2 separate regions of the Homo sapiens genome follow, and region 1 is linked to region 2. The links are chromatin contacts, found by Hi-C or POLR2A ChIA-PET in ENCODE. All regions are on one chromosome and are shown on one strand. The core of a region is the stretch at or near the end of the contact, and the rest is flanking DNA. Distances in the headings are between cores, read along the strand shown.

The links. A loop is a pair of places that touch in the nucleus more often than their neighbours do. ChIA-PET counts read pairs that join two places held with the same protein, here RNA polymerase II (POLR2A). Pooled maps may share reads with other maps.
Region 1: a map of CD4-positive, alpha-beta memory T cell shows a loop between it and region 2 (4-fold over the local background). The contact joins the promoter of FAS-AS1 here to the enhancer-like site in region 2. A Hi-C loop is called at or near these places in 1 of 168 maps with a recorded cell type or tissue (CD4-positive, alpha-beta memory T cell) and 3 of 50 pooled maps. POLR2A ChIA-PET finds 5 or more read pairs at or near these places in 2 of 52 experiments (MCF 10A and activated CD4-positive, alpha-beta T cell).

The regions. Positions count from the first base shown.
Region 1 is chr10:88,991,725-88,996,207 of GRCh38, forward strand. It overlaps FAS-AS1 (FAS antisense RNA 1), which reads right to left and starts at 1,251. Exons shown (of 1, transcript NR_028371.1): 1 at 1-1,251. All of the region lies in intron 1 of FAS (Fas cell surface death receptor), which reads left to right. RefSeq lists an enhancer at 1-9.
Region 2 is chr10:88,192,012-88,196,768 of GRCh38, forward strand. The region is part of intron 1 of LOC101929727 (a long non-coding RNA gene); the gene reads left to right. It also overlaps a transcript of RNLS not described here. Among named protein-coding and RNA genes, the nearest start is that of PTEN, 330 kb to the left of the region's middle. Within about 2 kb of position 2,205, at least 3 of the 41 ENCODE cell types and tissues checked have a DNase peak (open chromatin) inside an H3K27ac peak, as active enhancers do.

The DNA of each region.
Region 1 (4,483 bases), core at 1-2,500, 800 kb after region 2:
CTTGGTCTCCTGCTGGGGTTGGTGGTACTCGTTCCCACCGCACAGAACCCGGCGCCTATTATTGGCCAAGAAACTTGAGCAGCCTGTTTTGAAAAGTCCCTCGCTCAGAAATGCCAGCTTGCAGATGGCTAATCAAAGAGACGTGGATCCAGGAGGCTCATTTGAGTACCGGAGCCTCTGAGAGTCCATGGATTTTTATTTTATTGGGCCCCAACAAAGTGCCAGGCATAGCGAGAGAAGTGTTTACAAATGTGATCTCCGCGGATTCTCACGAGAGCCATGTAGTGGGGAAGATAACCACATCCCCATTTTACAGATGGCGAAATGAGGTTCAGAGAGCTTCAGTAATTCAGCCAAGATCACACAGCTAGTAAATGGGAGATATGGGATTGAACTCAGATCTAATTCCAAAACTCAGGCTGTTCGCTGATTGCATCTGATATCCAGATTACACCAAGAGGCTGAGATGTCTGGGTCCATTTTATGATTAGAAAAAAAAATCCTGTTCCTTTCAGAAATAGTGTGCACTATTTGGGATTCTTTAGAAACTTCCTTGGAGAAAATTAATGATTCAAGATTGAGAAAACATTTATACAACCTCAGGCCACACTCTTCTCTCTCTTGTTATTAACCATTGCACCACTGCAATGTTGGCTGCTTTGAAAATCTCATAGTTTTTGGACAGCAGTATTAGTAAAGTGTAAGAAAATTGTCAAAGCTTGGAGCTATGCTTGTTGAACTTTTGTACCAATAGCACCTTTACCAGAGGCTGCGTGTTTAAAGCCCGAAGAAAACTTTGCTTTTCTGAAAGAATACACACACACACGCATATGTAAATATTCATACATTTATGTATATATACATATTATAATACCTATAAGTTAGGTATAACTTATATTTGTATATGATATATGGCCTAGGAAATTAAGGCTTATTAAATAAAATTTATAAATGCAGATGAGTCAAATACAAAGATCAGACATAACTCTATCACCTAAGTAATCATTGTTTACGTTTTGCAGTTTATCTTCCATTTCTCCCCTCTAATATGACTCTTTTAAATTTAGTTACACAGAAATTGGTTTTGCGCTCACGACATGCCTAACATCAGGCCTTTATCCTTAAAGAAGTTTCAACACTCTTGTGTCACCTCATGTGTCTACAGAAAATGTTTGCTTTTATGCCTTCACGGTTATGTTTTCTTAGTAGTAGCAATAAATAAAATAGATGCAAAGTGCTAATTACTTGGAATACAGAAGCAAATTTTAATTCTATTAATGGGCTGGACATAGATGGGTGGGGAGCTGTTTTCTGCTTTTCCCCTCTTCCCCTAGTCCTCTGACTCTGGTGATAACTATAGTCAACAAGTATCCCCATCCTTAACCCCTTTTGCTTCTCTTTCTCTTTCCTTCTCTCAACCTTCCTGGTGTTAGTTTTCTCTTTCCTATTTCTGAGTGTTTTTACTCCGACACTTACAATAAAAAAGTTTGAAATCCCAAAAAGTTGACAAATTTCTAAAGGAGACAGAAAAAGAGTCAAACTTACTTTACAAATTAATTTGAGAAATAGCTGTGGGTTGCATTTTTTTTTTTTATTGTGCATGACCCTGTTATTGGCCAAGAAACTTGAGCAGCCTGTTTTGGAAAGTCCCTCGCTCAGAAATGCCAGCTTGCTAATTGAAGGGATGTGGATCCATGAGGCTCATTTGAATTCCGAAGCCTCTAAGAGTCCATGGATTTTTATTTTATTGGGCCCCAACAGGTTTTGTCTTGCATTATTTAGGACATTGGCCAGGCAATCACTGGACAGCCAGTTTGCTCTCCTTTACATTTTGTAGAATGGTTATCTTATGGTCAAAGGAAAGGGAGAGGGCCTTTGGAAAATAAAGCTGTGTATTTACAAGCAGTCATACAGAATAGTTTTGTGGGGAAAATAAAGAACAGTTATTTAATTTGTAATTTAATCATTTTTCTTAAACCAACCCAAAGAGCATAAAATGGAATATTTATTTATTTTTGTAGCTTAATTTGTAATTTAATAATTTTTCTTAAGCCAACCTAACGAACATATTGGGCTGTTTATTTTCATTTTTAATGGGCCATATTTACATCACAAAGGACTTGAGAAGTCTTACAAATACAATAAAATGATAAAATATGAATTAAGACATTAGCAACCAGGATGGAAAAACACAAATTTGTAAATGATGGCCAGGTTTGCAAGCAAAAATTAAATTGATAAATGGCAGCACCCCCACTACCAGCTATAGTTAGACTGATGAAAAATCCTCTAATGTTCATGCCTGAAATACAGTTACCACCCTTAGCAGCAAATTAGAGGCAAAGAAGTTCTGGAATTTGGACGTTGTCTCTGAGTAAGCTCTTTGAGACACTGGACAAGTAATTTCCTTCTGAATACTCTTATACTGACACATAGGAGAAGTGTCAGTGTTTCAAAGGAATCTCTTTGAAGGCTACTACATTGCTTTAGGGGTGCCAGATTACCAGAGTAAACTGCCAGTTTGAGAGAATAACTGTTTCTTAAGAGATGGTCTGAAACCTAAGTAAGGAAATCCCCCCACTTGAAAGCCCCTAGGAAGTTAATTGCTTTTGGCAAATTATCTTGGGCCCCAAAAGTCCCTTGATGAGCACATGTTTTGTAATAGGTACTAAAGACTATTTACTTATGATGAAAAATAAAATAACACAATTTAAAACTTGAAATTGATAAAAAGCAACTTGAAACCAAATTTAGGACAGTGAACCCATCCCTTTCTTATTTTTAAATAGGTAAATATAGAAAAAATGACCACATGATGTGAAACAAAAAGCAAATATTTAAAAACTACATTTATACTTTATCTCACCACACTAATGTAAAGAATTTTGATTTTACTTATAAATTCTTAGCCTTGTCTACACATATACATAATTGCATGTTTAATTTGAGCTATATATAGTCTGTTTTTTGTTCCTTTGCATGTTACACAAACCTTTTTCTATTTCTACATAATTTTTATCTCATATTTTTTATTGGATACATTATAGAGAGAGCATTTATTAAATGAGCTGGGATTACTATAATTTTTATTATTTATTTTTTAATTTATTACTTATTTTTATAATTTACTATTGAAAAAAAGCATTTCTTAAATGTACTGGGATACATATATATATATGACTTTTTCTTGTTACTAAAAAATTACTCATAGAACTTACATATTAAAATTTTAGGACTTGTGATGAAAAATAATAAAATAATTCAAAACGATAAAAAGCAACATAATTTTATATGTTGTACCTTGTACTTCCTTATAAGGTACAACACTACAATAGCCTTAGTGTGTAGTTTTCTTTTTGCTATGTATGTATATATATATTCATAAAAGTGGAAAAATAACATTTAATAAATCCTCTTTATTTTCTGGAAAATCCTTGCTTTAAAAAAAGTCTTTAGCTTTTTATATAGTTCTACTTCTAACACCAATTAAATATCTTCAATTCAGTCTCAAGCAGGAACAAATCTTCAGTCCACTTGCCTACCTTTACTGTCTTTGAAGTGACAGTGTGAGTAGTAAAGCCCAAATCAGAGAGAAATTGACTTTTGTAAGATTGGTAACTTCACCTTCCCCGGAAGGAAATGAGGTGGTTCTTCCCTTTGATCACAACTGCTTTCTTGATTTGAAATAAACTGTTGTACAGCCCAGTCACCCCATCTTTAGACATTTAGAAATGGCAATCATAGTTATATAGGACAACTAGCCTGAGTCCCACTAAGTAGAAATGATAGTGAATTTAGTATAAGATTATACCTTTAGGCTGGGCAGGTGACTCACACCTGTCACCCAGCACTTCAGGAGGCCAAGGTGGGTGGATCATGGATCACTTGAGATTAGGAGTTTGAGACCAGCCTGGCCAACATGGCAAAAACCCAACTCTACTGAAAATACACAAATTAGCTGGGTGTGGTGGCGTGCCTGTTATCTCAGCTACTCGGGAGGTCGCGGCAGGAGAATCACTGGAACCTGGGAGGTGGAAGTTGCAGTGAGCCAAGATCATGCCACTGCACTCCAGGCTGGGCGACAGAGTGAGACTCCGTCTACAAAGAAAACAAAGAAACAAAAAATCATACCTTTAGAGCAAGGCCAGCCTTGTGAATTAGCAAATCTGACTACAAATTCAATCAGCAGATGTACTCAGCCCAGCAAAGTGAGCAAGCTTACTATAGGTTGTGTTAAGGCATGGACTGGGATAAACTGGCAAAATTAGAGTAAATTTGACAATTTGACATTGGATTCATTAATGATAGCCTGTCCTTCAATGAAGTCAGGCAGCATTGTGTTTCTATTCACCTCTGTGTTTTGTGAGGCTATAAAAATATAAGATATGAGAAATGTGAATACTTTTTATTTGTGAGGGCAGATATCTTGAAAAAGAGAGCGAGAGGAAGTCAGAGTATGCGGGTGAAGACTCTTGTTTTTTTG
Region 2 (4,757 bases), core at 955-3,454:
TATTTAAACCACAGCACAGAGATATACACCCATGGGGTACCTAGGAGTAGCACAAGTACGTAAGGCACTTTCTCAACAAAAGAGACAGATTATCTTTATGTTCTTTGTCAGGGCAGCCCCTCTGAAACACTGTGCTTCCTATGCTGTGTTCCTTGTATTGTTTAAAGAAACATGCACCACGGGACCTTGCTGCCTGGATAACATGGACACCCCTACGGTGGATTTTAGTTTCTTCATCTGTAAAATAAGAGAATCCTATCTGCCTTGTAGGTATGAGAATCAAGTGAATTAATATTATGTAAATTATTTAGCACAGCACCTGGCACATGGGAAGTGCTTGCTAAATATCTAAGTACCCATGAAATGTTGGTAGATACACTACTTAAAAAAATAAATTAAAAGCCTTAAATAAAAGAAGTTTATTTGGAAAATCTGGGTTGATCAAAGTCAGACACATCTTTTTCTTTAGTATTTAGAATATTTAATGCCATCCCATGCGGGGGAATTTTGAAACTTCATCAGAGACTATGGAGGGCCTAGAGTATTGTTTGGAATTTTCCACACCTACTTGACTGTGGAGTTGCTTTTGTGGAACACCTAATATGGTCTCAGGGACCCTGAATGCGTTCATGGAACATAGTTTTGGGAACATGGCTCCAAGAACATGAAATCCTCTTGCTAATTTGTGCAACCTTCATCAAAAGTCTCTTCTGCTGGTTTGGTTCTCAGGGACTGCTTATCCAGAGGGATATCTGTCACTTTTGTGCTGTCTTCTACTTATACTTTTAGTATTTATAGGAAAGCTGCCATTTGTATTTACACTTTTACTTGAGTAACTACCTGCTAACTTTAAAGATTGAGAGTAGTTTAGGTGGTGGTACCCTGTTGAAGGAAGCAGTTTAAAATAAGTGTATATTGACATGGAGTTAGCATGGCTGGCTGCCTTGGTGAAAGAGCATGGACAACTAACCTACCTCCACTCATTCCTGACATCGAAGTATAGTGCTGGCTTTGTGAATAAGGAGAGGTGATCTTTGTGCTCCTGAGGTTAATGAGAGCCAGGAGCCTGGAAAATCTGGAAATTCTCCTTACACTCTTCACAGGACCTGCAAACAATCACATCTCTTACCTGTCACCCACAACTTAATGGTCAACAGGCCTCTAGAGAGCCGAGTCTGCAGGTGGAAAATGGGAACTGAGAAGAAGGGGAAAGGTGCAGCTAGACCCACAGAGCGAGTGTGTGCCTGCATGCCTTATTGACTCGCCCGAGAACTGTTTAGAGCTACGGGGATTAGATTAGGAATCAGAATCTCCCAGGATCAAGGACCTGGGTGGTCCTTTGGCTCCCCACAGAACAGAGTGCGAACACATTAGCCAAGCAGTCAGAACCTTCCCAAACGGGGTCAATTTCACTTCTCTCCCTCACATACCAATGAAACCTTCCTCTTCACTCATCTGGGACCACTATCCCCACCCCACCACCACCCTGTACATTTCTGCCTCTGAATCTTTGCTTGAATAACTTTGTTTCCATGTCTTCTGTCAAAATCATACGTATTTTTTAAGAGCAAACTCAAGAAATATCACATATGCTTCCCTGATCCTTCCTCCCATGCCTACCTAGTCTCCCTCCATCGGGACAGCCAGGTTCCCCTCTCCTATTTACTGTAGTTTCATATGCTGCATTTTGAGTTCATCTTGCTCCACTTTACATTATGAGTTTTGGGGTACACATGATCTCCACTCAGAAAATAATTTATTTGAGGGCAAGGACTGTGCTGTTTTTATCTATGTCCCTGGCCACATCTTAATGAGTTTGTGCTACAACAAAATTAGCTAAAACCAATTATTTAGACACACTGACCCACTACAATGTGGTTTTCTTAGTGTCAAAATTCGACATGCATGTGTCTATTAAGAGCTATTTATTTCGCATTGGTCATCACTACTCCTCTTGGCTAATTGTTTTGCAAGCACAGGTGATTTTTCTTATTTTTCTAAGCTTACTAAATATGAAATCACGTCTACATGCCTAATAATGGCATTCAAGACTCTCACCATCTGGGCTCAATATATCTTTTGGGCATGTGGAAATGGGGTGTAAACTCTCCAAATTCTCTTCAAAGAACAGCTGGGCCTAAAGCAGGATTTCTCAACCTCAGCCTGGTTGACACTTTGTGCTGGAGAAGGCTTTGTTGTGGAGGGGTGTACTCTGCATGACAGGATGTTTAGCAGCAACGCTGTCTCCACCCACCAGATGCAAGTAGCGTTCCTCACTGTCCCCCCTCATGCTGAGATTGTGATAGCCAAAAATGTCTCCAGATACTGTTAAATGTAGAGAGCAAAATTGCTCCTGGTTCAAAAGCACTGGTCTAGAGGTCTCCCATATTTTCCTCTGAGTCCTGGGACAAAGTGGCTCAAGCCTCCTTCTCTGATGACTCAGGTGATATCTCTCTCATCTTGGGCCAATCACAAATGAATATAGCCAGGGAGAGGCAAGTGCTTTCTGAAAAGCAAGAATAGGTCATGCTTTGTCATTCACTGGTAGAGTCAGAAGTAAGCCATAATACAAATGACTAAGAGTCAACCAAAGACAATCAGAAAGGTAATTAGACCAGTGATGTTCAAAGTCTTGTTTGTAAACCACATCTTCTGGAGAAATGATTAAAAATGGAAATTTTGCGGGTTATTATCTAGGTCTACTGTATTGAAATCTGGATTTTTAACAAACTCCCAAGGGGATTCTTATGCATCCAAGAGTATGAGAACCACTGTATTCAATAGCAATGCTTATTTACTTATCTTCAAAAATTGTTTATTTTGAAATAACCAGGGGCAGAATACTAAATAGTACAAAAAGAGGAACTAGGCTTTCATATAATAAAAAGTACTGTATCTTAACTTTGTTTTCTTTTTTAGCTTAAGTGCTTCCTAAAGACTAACACAATCCATATGTTCATGGAAAACAAAAATCCCCACCAGAATATGAGGTTGGTCAGGCATACTCGAGTGAGTCTGTCAAGCCCTAAGACCTGGTGGGTGTTGGATCCAAATTCCCTCTTCAACACAGTGTAAGCATCCAATGCATTCATCATCCCCTTTTCAAAATGCTTGGTCTGTGCGTCTTCTTTTTCCTGACCCTGAATGAGATATTTTTGAGACTTAAAAGGAAAAGTAAAAAGGAAAGCCAGCTTAGATAAGGTGCTCTTTGGCAAAAGAATAGGATAAAATGCATTGTAATTGCTTCTAAATTAGTTACCTTATCTGATTTGGGTCTGTCTTTTTATAAGCAAAGCTCAAAACACTTAACCCCTAGTTGTCCAGTTGTAGTGCAACTAAAGCCACTAAAGCTCTGAACCTAGTGAGTGGATAGACAATACTGCTTTTTGTGCAGAGAACATAATTTCACACCCCCCTCCTTTGCTACCCTCCATTGCCTGGCAACAATGCTGGGCACACCATGGGAGATCTGTAACTACTTGCTGAATGGAAGGAAGGGCTGAACAACCCTGTAGACCCTGTAGTTTGGGGTAAGAAGACATCTGGATGCTGACCTGTACACCAAGCTACATGAAGAATTTCCCCATAGTTCATTAGAGAGTGGGAGCAAGAGGGTACCCAGATGCCACACAGACCCCAAGAAAGAGCTCATCAAGTTTCCTTGCCTCTTGGGAACTGAAATAGTTAGCACTGTGGAGCTTGCCTAAATAGAATAGAAAAGAAAATGATACCAGGGAGATTTCTGCTGAAAAGACAGACCTATCCAGTTTTTCATTGGAACCATCTCCCTGATTCAAAAACAGCCCCATCATTAGAACTGCTGGACCAACTCAACAAAATGTAAATACAGCTCTATCCAGTAATGTGACATTGCTAGAGGCATTCCCTGGCTTTCTGTAATAAAATATGACCTGAGTCCTTTCCAATTTATGTTTCTAGGGTCTTTTGTCTTTTTGTTTAATTAGGATACTTGTTCCTATTTGTCATGCAGTTAGGATGGCGTCTGTGTTTACAGATTACAGAGGTGTAGATAAAATGGGGACTCTGAGACCCAAGTGCAAAGGTTTGCATTTTTCACAGAAATTTTCCAAATGCTACTTTTATAGATGGTTGAAATTTGAGACTTGAGGGATCTCTCTTTTTAGTCAGGCTTGCCTAATATTTTGGCATCCTACAATTTCGTATACTTTGTAAGGAAAAAGAAGGGGAAAGTGGGAGGGTGGGAGGGTTTGTCTTTAATTGTCTTCTTTGTTAGAGAAATGAGATGTGGTGTTTTATTCATAGGCAAAGCCCTTTCTGGCAAATCGTTTGAAAGTCAGTGGGATTGTATAGATCCTCTCTATCTATTCTATTCCCTCTACATTAGCCATTCCTTTCCAAATCAGAAAATGTCTTTGGTAGATGGAATTATTGACCTCATGCTTCAGCTGTTTTTGGGTCCACACCCTTTGCCATGTGATATTGCAGTCCCTCCCACAAAAGGCAGAGTCAATTTTTCCACTGGCTGTGACTTGCTTTGGTCAATGCAGTGTGGATGGCTGTGACCATGTACCAGTTCTGCACTTGGACTATAAGAGGCATCATTTCTCTCTCAGTTATCTGCTTCCCCTCAGCTTGAAGCCTAGAGGAATACATAAAGAACCCATAGCATGGGGCTAGGTGTAGCCAGACTTATAGCTTGAGGTAGAGCCACCTAGCTGAGCCCAGTTTAGACGAGACAATGCCCGGGTGACCTGCAGACCCGTGGGCAAGAATAA